Linked DNA regions of Homo sapiens: region 2 is linked to region 1. The links are chromatin contacts, found by Hi-C or POLR2A ChIA-PET in ENCODE. All regions are on one chromosome and are shown on one strand. The core of a region is the stretch at or near the end of the contact, and the rest is flanking DNA. Distances in the headings are between cores, read along the strand shown. Region 1 has its middle 140 kb from the start of PTGR3. Region 2 overlaps TSHZ1 (teashirt zinc finger homeobox 1).

Region 1 (5,781 bases), core at 1,993-4,492:
GGGGCAGGCACTGGTGGATGGAAGATGACTAAAAGGACGCAGGGGGAAGGGGAGCGGGCACTGGTGGATGGAAGATGGCTAAAGGGACGCACTGGTGGTTGGAAGATGACTAAAAGGGCGCACAGGGAAGGGGAGCGGGCACTGGTGGATAGAAGATGGCTAAAAGTACGCACAGGGAAGGGGAGCAGGCACTGGTGGATGGAAGATGGCTAAAAGGACGCACGGGGAAGGGGATTATGCCCAAGCCCACAGGACTGGATTCTTGCTGAAGCGAGGCCAGGGCCGTCAGATTCCACCTGAGGCGGAGGGGGCGTGATAGGATAAGGAACCTGGTTAGATCTTATGAGTGAGCAGACATGGAGGGTTAAGGTTAGAGTTCTCGCCAGGATTTCTGGCTAAACCGATTTGGCAGGGTTCTTGCTGAAACTAGATTTTACAAGGAAGTGCACAGATGGGAAAGTTCAGTCAACCAAAGCTCTGTCAAAAGTCCTAGGAGGTGGACGGGGAGGAATCCCGGTCATCTCTACCCAAGTCCCGGTCTCTCTACCCTATTCTCTCGTGGGGCACAGCAAGGCCTCCGCAGGGCCAGGCAGCCCCAGCCCACCTCTGCTGTAAGAAGCAAGGGGCTGCTCCCCACATGGCATTTGTGTCTCGGTCCTACCGAACTTCTTTTTCCTGAACAAAAGATAAAATGATGGCATAAGGAAAGCATCCAAGAACCAGCTTGGATTTCTAACCCAGAGCTGGTTCTAGGAAGAGAATTAGGGAACAAGAAAGGTCATTCATTTAGCAAACTAAAAATCTGTAAGTTTTCACTTCTTTGGCTGTTTAATATTAGCCCATAATTTAAGAGAGCACACAGCTCACTTAAGCAACCTCCTCCTGTTCCATCTTGTTGAAGAATACAATTCGTTTTCTCCTCCTCTAGGGTGATATCATTTTACATGAAGAAAAAAGTTCTCTCGGATGGCAGTTATACGTTTCGGAAGCACCTTCTAATCAGGGATGGGTGATTCATTATTAGCTTCAGCAGGCGATCCATCTGACATGTAAGGGGAAAAAATTAGCAGCTGTCACGGCATGATGAGTTAATTTCCTGATGGGCCTGACACCGAAAAGCCATTTGGAGACATGGCAGAGGCTGACAAGAAAACCTGGCGCTGCTTTATAATTGGAGATAAAGAAAGGGCAGAGAAACAGGCCGAGGATGGCCCCCAGGTCTGCAGGCTGGGGGGTGCCTGTGAGCTCTGCGTGGTCGTGGCTATGGCCTGAGGCCGTGGCCCTGGCTGGCTGTGTCCAGGTCCGGGGTGGTCGCCACTGCTCCCTCTGGGATGAGAGTGGCCCGGGGCCTGGCATTCTCCCCAAGAGGCAGAGCGTGCCTGCTGGCCTCCTTTCCATGGTCACCTTGGCGATTTTCATAACTGGAGCTCAGGATTCCCATTGTGGGATGACTTTTCATCACTATGAGAAAGTAACCCATTAAGTAAATACCATGGAAACCCAGGCAGGCGGGAGTGGTGGGCCTGGGGCAGCAGGCGGGATTCAGTCTGGCTTCCCTCGCCCCCCGCCTTCAGCTGCACCTCCACAGGGCATCCATTGCAAACCCAACAAGATGAAAAAAACACTGTAAGAAATATCCTGAAGATGGAAATTAGAGAAATCAGCATTATGAAGCCAGCTTTGAAATACCAGGCTGGATGTGCTGGTCTTCACTGGGTGAAGGAGGTATCTGCTGAAGGCTTAGCATGTGGGCTTCTAGAATCCAGGCCCCACGTCTGGACCCTGAAACCCTCTGGTGAGAAAACAAAGAGGCCCAGCCCGTTACAGGCTGGGACACGTCGATGACTCTTGGCTTTCTTGGACTCTGGATCTGTAAAATCGACAAGGCAGAGGTGGGTCTTGAACCTCATGTTTGAGAAGTAAGCATGAGGGAAAGAACCTTCCACCCAAATGCCTACACCCTGCAGTCAGGACACAACTCTGCTTTTCTCTAGGCTGGACTCGAAGGATGCCCCCCTAAAGAGCTCACCAGCTGGAGACAGAAGACAGCCGTGGTCACAAAGCCCATTACCAGAATTAAATAAATCCGTTCTAAATCTCCCAGGCAAAGAATCATTTACTTCCTCCATGGCCCTGCATTTTCAATACCTTTTAATAAATTCTTTTAAAATGACCTAATTTCAACATGGCTTTCAACTTCATAAAAAGACAATTTATAACCAGGATAAACATGAACCTAGGACATGCCATTTCAGTCCTCTCCAGGATCTCACGTTACGCTTCAAATAACTTTTTAAGTGGAAGAATAAAAACCAACACAAAGTCAAGGTTTGTTTTTTAATTTCCACATTGAGCTCTGGTTTGAGCCTGAGCTTTCCAAGGCTGATCTGGGCTCCCTGCTTGTCCCGCCGGCGTCGGGCCCCTCCTGTGCAGGAAGCCGTCAGGGAGCCCCAGTTAGGAAGGGATCTCCCAGAGCAGGGCCACCTCTGTCCTCGCCTCCACTGCGCCACAGAGCCCCAGCAAATCTGCAGAGCTATCATGACTGATCTGTAAATAGGGCCATAACCCACGAATACAGTCTACCCCCAGTCTGGGCTCCCCTCTTTCACCTGTGCTCCTGCCGCAGTTGAAGGAGATAGAAGACGTTTTCATATCAGGATTGCAACATACGGCCCGTGGGAGAGGATGGTGATCCTAACCTATGCCTGGAAACGACGCTGCGAGTGACTTTTCTGGTAAGGGTCGGGACTCACAGTGATTGTCCAACGCGCAGTCTCTCACCCGTATTCAGAATGTCCTGGGAAACAGGCGGGGCTCTGGCTACGAGGCCACATATGTCCCACCTCCCCTGACCCCCCGCATGTCACAGGGCTCAGGTGCCTTTTCCTTTATCTCTAATTCCAGCTGTAAGCTCATGCCCCTGCACACAGCCTCTGCGTGTTCATCTTCAGGCCCTGAGCTTCTTGTGCAGCTAGGTAGGCGCTCAGCAAGTTACTTTAAATGGGTGGATAAATACATGGATTGTCAATTCGTCATCAGTTTTTCCTGTTTGCTTACTCACCTTCCTCTCTGTTGGTTTAGTCATAATGTTCTCAAATAACAAAAGCCTTTGGCAGGAATTGAATCAGATGAATGCACCGTGAACACACTGTCTTTTGGTCACGCTGGTTCAGAGCACGTCCCTCTACCTACTTCCACCTTTTTCAAAAACATTTCTTGATGAGCAGGGCCCTGAGACCAAACTTCACGGCAGACGCTGGATCTGAGTCACACTGTCTTGTCATGTGTGGTCAGGTGACCTGCAGCTTCCACCAGCAGGAAGAGATGCTGGGAGAGGATTTCCTCTTCACTCGCAGTCATCGTCATCTGAAGGGAAGCCTGCAAGTTCGTTCTGTTTCTAGTAAGATTTGTCTTTGCTTATGTCCTGGCTTCTTCCTCGCCCTGCAGACTTGGGCCAGTGCTGTTCACTGCACAGTTATTCTTTCCTCGACGTGCCGTGCAGAGAAGGCTGGTGTTTTGGGTAGTCTTGAACAATGGGGACTTCCTCTTCTCTAGAGAGAGCTCTTTGACTATAGGCAGGAAATGCTGCACGGGAGCCTGGTTAGCAGGGGTGCTGTGGGCCCCGGGCTGCAGGGCCTGCTATGCATGCAGCAGCATCTCGTGACGGGTCATCTCCTGGTGCGTCCTGTGATGAAGCAGGTGCGCCACAAGCCAGAGAGGAGCACCAGAGGGGAAAATAACACCCTGTCCATCTGACTGCAGAAGGCATGCCCCTCACATCTCCGTGCCTCTGCAATCGAGACACAGCGAGAGTGTCTCAGATGTAACGAATACCATAAATCTGTGTAAAGCAAGTCCTGGGGGAAGAAGAAGTATGGGGTCTCCCTTGGAAAGGACAACAAATATGCCACAGAATGGCACCCAGCACCCCTGAGGTGAGCCCAGCAGGCTGTGGACGGTGCTGAATTTCCAGTTACTTCTTAAGGCCTAAAGAAGATGGCTCAGCATGCTCCTGGCCTCTAATGCATTTGGAGTGGGGCAAAACACACACCTTCTCAGTGAGAGGGACTCAAGAGGTCCCAGAGGTGCAATCCTAAAATGGACAGGCTGCTCTTGGAGAAAAGGCGCCCTCCAGGCCTGGAAGACTCTAGCAGAGGCTGGTGGGCTCGATAGAGACACACAGTCTAGAAGGGCGTCCTCGCCGGGCCCGCCTGGCCCTGGGGCCACCAGGGCGTGTTCTGCAGTTCTGGGAAGCGGATCTGCTGACTGGGTCCTGAGCTGAGAACCGTGACTTCATTCCAGGCCTTCGATTTTATGAATAAGAGCTGGCCTCGAACTGCTGTGATGTCAGAGGAGTCACCTGTGCATCCTGAGGCTAGTGGGTCCTCTACAGAGTGAAGGCTGAGAATAGATAGACCCTAATATTAACACCAGCTCTAAGCCCTTTGATGATGTGAACAAGTCTCAGCGAGTGTCCGTGAATTGTTGAAGGAGAGTATCAGAAAGACAACACGGTCTGGACGTGGCAGTGATGGCAAAGTGTCCCCAAAGAAGCTGAAATCCATATAAGGTGGCCTTCTGACAGGTGCGTAGCGAGTCTTAGTTACATTGAGGGCAGAACGTCTCCCAGAGCAGCGAGCGTGGACTGTAACCTGACTGAACACATTCAGGAACCTGGAGAGAGGACGCCAGAGCCCGTGGGTGGCCGTGGGAGGACAGGGGAAGGAAGGCTTAGAGAAGCAGCCGCAGACGCTCACGGCAGGGCCGTGCAGGCAGAGGCATGTGGCCGAGGCCCCCACACTCCCTGCACGGAGAGGCTCCCAGCAGCCCAGTCCTCTGCCCTGGGGGTCCTCAGCCAGGTGGCCTGGCCCCAGGGGACAAGTGGCCATGTCTGGGTTGCCACAACTAGATGTGTGGTGGGTGGAGGCCAGGCCACTGCTGAGCCCTACGGTGCCCGGGATGACACAGCCCCTGTGCACCAGAGTCCGGGGAGACCCGCCCCAGGTCCCTGCCGCCTATGTGCCCTCATCTGGGCTGGCTGTGTCACTGGGCGCCTCCAGTAAGAATGTGTGGCTCTATGTCTAATGCAGAAATCAGCTGGCCTGCTGGCATTAGCTCCACTCCTCTGAGGGAAGGAGAGAACTGGGATTCGCTGCACACCAGGGTAACGCATCCCCGCCTGGGCGCACTTGCACGGCCAGGTGAAACCCTGGATATGGGGAGGCTGGTGGGCCACATGCCGTCTCCTGGGGCCTTCAGGTCGCACCCTCTGGTGGTGGGAGGTGAAGGCGACCGCCCCACCCATGCCCAGGAGAAGCTGGGGAGCTGGGCTGCAGGACGAAGTGAGTCCAAGCTGTGCCCCAGCCCGGGCTGCTCGTTAGGGTTGTGACACACACCGCTGTCACTCCTGTTGAAGATGGAGCCTGGCAGAGGGAAGGGGAGTCCCTCCTGGAACCTGAGGGGACAGAGAATGAAGCAAGGGGTGAAGGCCCGACCTCCTCCCAGCAGCATGGAGCGTGGCAGGGTGGCCTTCGCAGGGTCCAGCCTGATGGGGCCAAGGCCCCAGGACCCTCTGTGGCTCATACCACATACATCTGTGTTTCGTTTCTGTTAAGCCAGTGACACATCCCAGCTCTTTATCCAGAGGAAACCCAAGCAGGCTACCAAGAAGGAGGAAGATCACTCGGTCCTGTGCCGTCAGGTTCCAAACATGACAGCACACAGCCATGAAGCCCTGCCCCATTCAGCCAGCCCTGTGCAAAGCTTTCCAGATACATGACC
Region 2 (5,781 bases), core at 950-3,449, 160 kb after region 1:
TATATAAGTTCCCAAACCACTAGAAAACCACCAGAAAGTGCAAAGGAAAAAAAAAGTCAGCCAGAGGAGAGCATGCTGTGAAAATATAAAAGCATTTGGCTAAAATAAATGTTTTTTTCTCTTGAAGAGTAGAGTTTTGCATTGTAATCATGTGTGAGAATGTGAGAAAAGTTATTGTTTCTCTCATCCCCACCCCTTTGTACTTCGTACAGTCCCTACCACACTGAAGTTATTTACAGCATCAGATACCATTTAAAGAGATAGTGAAGGAGACTGTTGCCTTCGCCAGGAACTTTCCAGAAAGAAGTCCTATAAATTAGCCATTGCTCAGGAGTGGCTGTTTCCTAGGCGGAGCTAGCCCTTTCATTTTTCTGCATAAGGCTAATTTATTTTTGCAGCCAGATGTGGGCTGACAGCCATCACTCAGGGCTTCCTTCCCCCGCCGTTAGGAGGTCTGGAAGACAGTCACGTTCCCCATTTTGCAGAATCCCCATCAACATTATTGAAGATGGATGTATCTTTAAAGCAAAGATTGATTGTGGATATCGGAGTTATGGTGTCATTTATCATGGTGAATATTATTTAGACTTGGGTTGTACAAGGCTGTAACTTGAGACACAGCCAGGGGAGGGACAACCTGAAAACGCGGATCCATGAATTTTAATGGATGGATGCTTTTTTCAAAGCTCAACTCACTATAGCGTGATTTACTTTTCTTACTGCAAGGAAACAAGCATTTCAGTCTTAAAGAGACAGCATGCCAGTGGTCCTGTTCTGTGGGTTCCACCCGGGAAGGCATTACCAAGGGCAGTCAGAGCCCAGGCAAAAATGCTGAGAAGGCGTGAATGGTGCAACAGACTCTGGCCATAGACATGTACATTAAAGATGGCTTTCCAGATGGATCTCCTCCTCGCCATCCTTATAGGACCCTGATAGGGTTAGAAATGGAGATGTACCCCAGAGCTCACCATTATCAGGGCAGCAGTTAAGATGCTATTTATTTGAAGCCAGCTAACCTCTCCTAAGTGCTACAGATAGCGGCCATTTATATTTAGGAAGACAAATGAAGCCCAGGCTCTCCCGTGTCAGGAGCATGATGCTGTGGGGAGAACGCACAGTTATCCTTGTGTGCCTAAAGGTAGTAGCATATGCAATACAAGCAGTCTTGTTGACCTAATTAATATCAGTCTTTTTCATTTTGCTTCAGGATGGCAGCGCTATTGACATTTGCTCAGTAGGGAGTTGGTTCTAAGGGAGCTGGGTATACAGGATGGTGTATCCAAAGTTGAACCTCTCAACGGTTGGTCCTCACATCTCTAGTCCTTGAAAATGGTGGAGATGGTCTAGTGCATTTGTCCTTTCTTCCAGGAGCACGGATCCCAGCATCTAGGCATTCACTCAGACACCAGGGAACAAGGGGCATCCCACTTTATTTCTAACGAGATGCTTCATGTACCAGAAACCTGGGGCTGCTGGTAGCTATTAGTGGCTTAGGTCATGGCCCTTTGGCCCCTAAGGCGTTTTATTTGTTGCTAATGTTGTTTTATTTCATCTTTCCATTTCAGGGGTTTTGTTGCATATGGTGGATAGAGGAGCTCTCAAAGTGAGTGAGGGGTTGGCCACAGTCAGCCCTGGGCGGGGCAGGTGTTGGGCGTGCTGCCCTGGCCTGCGTGCAGCCATGTGACATGCCATCCCAGGGCAATCTGGGGGTGGGTGCCACCCGACCTGCCGGCCCTCCTCAAAGCCCACCTCAGCTTTGATGCTCAGAGAGTGTGGCTTGCACTGCAGAGCCTAAAAGCCCTCTTTGGCTTTTTAAATAGGGAAGGTTTCTTGGAATTGTACAGTCTGTTAAACGAAAGTAACTTTCTTTCCAGGATTGATGCGTCTCATCTCTGGGAGCTTCCGGTCCGATGGTGTGAACTGCTTTCTAGTATAATGGCCCACACTGTATGCACCATGCAGGGGGACCCATCGGAGCACCTGTCTCTGTCTATGTGATTGCTCACTGACTTGTTCACGTCCTTGTAGGCACTCTGCTCCATAAGGGCAGGGCCATCTTGTTCTCCTTCCACTGTCAAGAGTCCAGCACGGTTCCTGGCTCATAGTCAGAGCTCCCGGTGCTTGTTGAGGGACTGAAGCCCCTCCTTGGGGAAGCCCTGGCTCTTGCGAGGACAGGTGAGTGTGACAGTCTGTGACATGCGGTCTATGACGTGCCGACCCTGGGTGCTGGCGATAGTAGGTGAAAGAAGAAAGCAGGAAGCTGTTTTTGGTTTCAAAGTGCTAACCCAAGTCAGGCAGTGGACTGGTTTTTTTGGAAGCTACCTTCCATGTAACATCAATCTAACCTAAAAGAAACAAACAAAACCCAGTGTAACAAGAAAAGGGGGCAAAGAAAGATGGTGAAAGGAATTGCCCATGCCTCCTTTTGAATGTTAAGTAAAAACAGGAAAATACCATCTGGAAAAGTAATCTGTTCATCATTATACATCTACTTGTGGAAATGCTCATAATGGTGGTGATACTGGGTATTTTAGAGGACAAATACCAAGACATCCTCTCAATCCTATTATGGTTTATAGGTCTGTGTTTATTTGCAAGTTAAAAGCACATTCTTGGCCTTTTAGGAACATATGACATGTCTACAAACAGGAAGTAGTTTATCAAATTCATATGAATCATGGCATCTATAGTGTTGGCCGAGGTCAAATCATTACACTAAATGTATTGTAACCATTATTAATGCACAGGGTCTCCTGCCATCTTTGTGATGTAGGACTGCCGTTTCCTGATTAAAAGCTGTTTGGTGATGAGAAATTCAGCAGCTCCTGTCCGTCCTGGAGTGACTGACAGGCACCCAGAGCTGCCGTCCCTGCTGGAGCAGCGTGTTCCTAGGAGCGCACCTTACGGAGGGTCCTGAGTGCCAGGAAATACAGGAAACAGGAAACAAAAACAGAAGTGACTCAACTTTCGCAGCCACAACTGTGCATCCATAAGGAGGCCAAATTTATCACGGCACATTATGGAGCTCAGCAAATGTCATGAAAACCATTGTTTTTTAATTTTTTTCTTGGAGAGTTTGAATGAGGTGATTTATGGTAGTTATTCATCTTAAGGGTCATCCATCAATTTTTAGTTGCTAGGCAATCAACCCAGCAGCTGTTTGCTTTGAATCAAGCTGAAAAGTTGTCAGTCACCACACGCAGGTATGACCTTAGTGGTTGCAAACATCATGCGTGCGAAATTAAAGAGACGTCGTCTTCTTCCCCGATTCCCCTGACTTCCCCGTGATTTGTGGAAGTGGTGCGAACCCTTCCTGGCTATTACAAGACAAATAAGAACAAAGGAGGGTGTGGAAAATTACTTGACTGGAAACTCACAGATACTCTTCCAACGCTGTATTTTACCCAAGTTCCCTATGCAAGCTGCATGGGATGGATTATAGAAGTAAGTGCCATCAGTGGATGGGAGGTGAACCACTTGATTTATAATATTTAAATAAGCCAGTTAAAAAAAACCTGTCAGTTCCCTTGTGGGGAAAAACCAAATATCAGCATTTCTCAATGTGCATCCCAGGCTGGAGGCCAGCCTGATGGTGTTTTTGGGTTGGCTGTGGGTGGCATGTGAGGAGATGCAGTTTCTCTCCAGTGGTGGAGGGTGGGAACTGTGCGTGGGCCTGACAGGCTCTGGGCACACGAGGCGCTGTAGGTGCCTGGCCCCAAGCCTGGCACAGAGTGGGTGCCCAGGTGGTGCCCACTTGCTCCCTCTGCTGAGATCTCAGGCTGCTGTGCTGGCAGGGGCAGCTCAGGCGGGTGTGGCCCTGGAGCCAGGCTGCCTTTGCCCATTACCACAACACTGTGATCCTGCCTGGGGCATGGTCCTTCGGAGGTCATTTCCACAGTTGCTTGGTGTGAGTCCTTCTCTGGCCTGGGGCTTCTCCCCAGATCTTTGTATTTTTGTCCACTACACCAGAACACTGTGAGTCTCATTAGCATTGTTGACCCCAAGAAGACATTTCTAGATAGCTGTTCCTTGCTGGCTCATGTGTAAACAGTGTTTCCTGCCTGCACTCTGCAATTTTATTTATTTATTTATTGATACAGAGTCTCGCTCTGTCCCCAGGCTGGAGTGCAGTGGTATGATCTTGGCTCACTGCAACCTCTGCCTCCTGGGTTCAAGCGATTCTCCTGCCTCAGCCACCTGAGTAGCTGGGATTACAGGCACCCACCACCACACCCGGCTAATTTTTGTATTTTTAGTAGAGACAGGGTTTCACCATGTTGGCCAGGCTGGTCTCTAACTCCTGACTTGGGTGATCCTCCCGCTTTGGCCTCCCAAAGTGCTGGGATTGATGATAGGTGTGTTCCACTATGCCTGGCCCACTCTGCGATTTTAGATCTTCACAGGGCTTCAAAAATTATCCCTAGGAAGGAAAATAAGTGCATGTGATGCCTTATTTATTTATTTTTGAGACAGAATCTCGCTTTGTCACCCAGGCTGGGGTTCAGTGGTGTGAACTCAGCTCACTGCAACCTCTGCCTCCTGGGTAGCTAGGATTACAAGCGATTTTCATGCCTCAGCCTCCCGAGTAGCTAGGATTACAGGCCACAATGTCTGGCTAAGTTTTGTATTTTTAGTAGTGACAGGGTTTCTCCATGTTTGTCAGGCTGGTCTCGAACTCCTGACCTTGGGCGATCCACCTGCCTCAGCCTCCCAAAGTGCTGGGATTACAGGCGTGAGCCACTGCGCCCGGACTTTTTTTTAGTAATTGAGGCTAGATTTCCCTCATTTTGAATCTTTCAAGCAGGAATTTTACTTTGCCTCTCAGTTGAGTTTTAATGCGTCTACACAGATAATTTACACCAATAAAGCCAAATTTTAGGGGACTATGTGTTGTATACTAGTATCTTTTTACATTTGATAGTTTCAATGGACTTGATTTTGCTGATGGCCTTTTAGACCATGTAGCTGTAAGATGTTTTGCATGTATTTTGGAAAGTCTAAAATAAGTTTAATTTGGAGTTAGGTTTGTCTTTCTCAACTTTGCATTGAGAGAGATATATATATCTTATTTATTTAGTAGGTATTTCTGAGGGTCTGAAACACGTCCTTTTGACAGATAGTTCTGCACATTGGAAAAGAGAGTTTTCTGATCTAGGCTTTTCAGGCGCCAGTTCTATTTCTGGACTCCAGGTAAACCCTGAAGGAAGTGGAGTGTGCCCCCAGTTCATTCACATTTTAAAGATGGTCCCACATCTTTTACTTGAAATCCTTGGGGCCAGATATGTTTTGGAATTCAGAGCTTTTCAGATTTTTGAAAAGAAATTTAGTGCATATACTGTATATTTTGCAACATCCTCAGCTTAAACATGAGATTTTCTACAGATAAATGGATTAATAGTCACAATACTTGGGTGAGGAAAGACTGGCAGTAACCTCATGTCTGTTCTGGTCAGGTTAAGTTTGCCACGCACAGTTAGGAAGACTCTTCCAATTCTCAGGGCTGCCTGTGGTGAAGGGACTGGGGGTCTGTATTGGTGCACAGCCCATTTCACAGGATGCCTGTCCCTATTTCTGTAGGGCTGGTAGCCTGCCTGTGTCCAGCAGCCTGGGAGCAGTTATGAGCTGGGCCACAGCCTCAGCAGCTCTGGAACTCCCGGCTGCTGTCATAGTTTTCTGTGTCGTAGGAGTTCTCTTTGGAGTTTTCTCCCATGTTCACATATAAAAGTGATATCAGTTATATCTGCAGTCTGCTCCGTTATCTCTTTAAATCATTGAACTGTG

Evidence for each region. Hi-C counts contacts between places; a loop is a spot of excess contacts on that map. ChIA-PET counts read pairs that join two places held with the same protein, here RNA polymerase II (POLR2A). Pooled maps may share reads with other maps.
Region 2: a pooled map shows a loop between it and region 1 (7-fold over the local background). The contact joins two enhancer-like sites. A Hi-C loop is called at or near these places in 5 of 168 maps with a recorded cell type or tissue (CD4-positive, alpha-beta memory T cell, CD8-positive, alpha-beta T cell, MCF 10A and 1 more) and 11 of 50 pooled maps. POLR2A ChIA-PET finds 5 or more read pairs at or near these places in 2 of 52 experiments (activated CD8-positive, alpha-beta T cell and naive thymus-derived CD4-positive, alpha-beta T cell).

The regions. Positions count from the first base shown.
Region 1 is chr18:75,067,874-75,073,654 of GRCh38, forward strand. No RefSeq gene overlaps it. Among named protein-coding and RNA genes, the nearest start is that of PTGR3, 140 kb to the right of the region's middle. RefSeq lists enhancers at 2,446-3,645, 2,506-3,006, 3,295-3,444, 4,725-5,225, 5,226-5,726. Within about 2 kb of position 3,243, at least 28 of the 41 ENCODE cell types and tissues checked have a DNase peak (open chromatin) inside an H3K27ac peak, as active enhancers do; they include CD8-positive, alpha-beta T cell, where a contact is called at or near this core.
Region 2 is chr18:75,227,461-75,233,241 of GRCh38, forward strand. All of the region lies in intron 1 of TSHZ1 (teashirt zinc finger homeobox 1), which reads left to right. Among named protein-coding and RNA genes, the nearest start is that of TSHZ1, 20 kb to the left of the region's middle. Within about 2 kb of position 2,200, at least 3 of the 41 ENCODE cell types and tissues checked have a DNase peak (open chromatin) inside an H3K27ac peak, as active enhancers do; they include CD8-positive, alpha-beta T cell, where a contact is called at or near this core.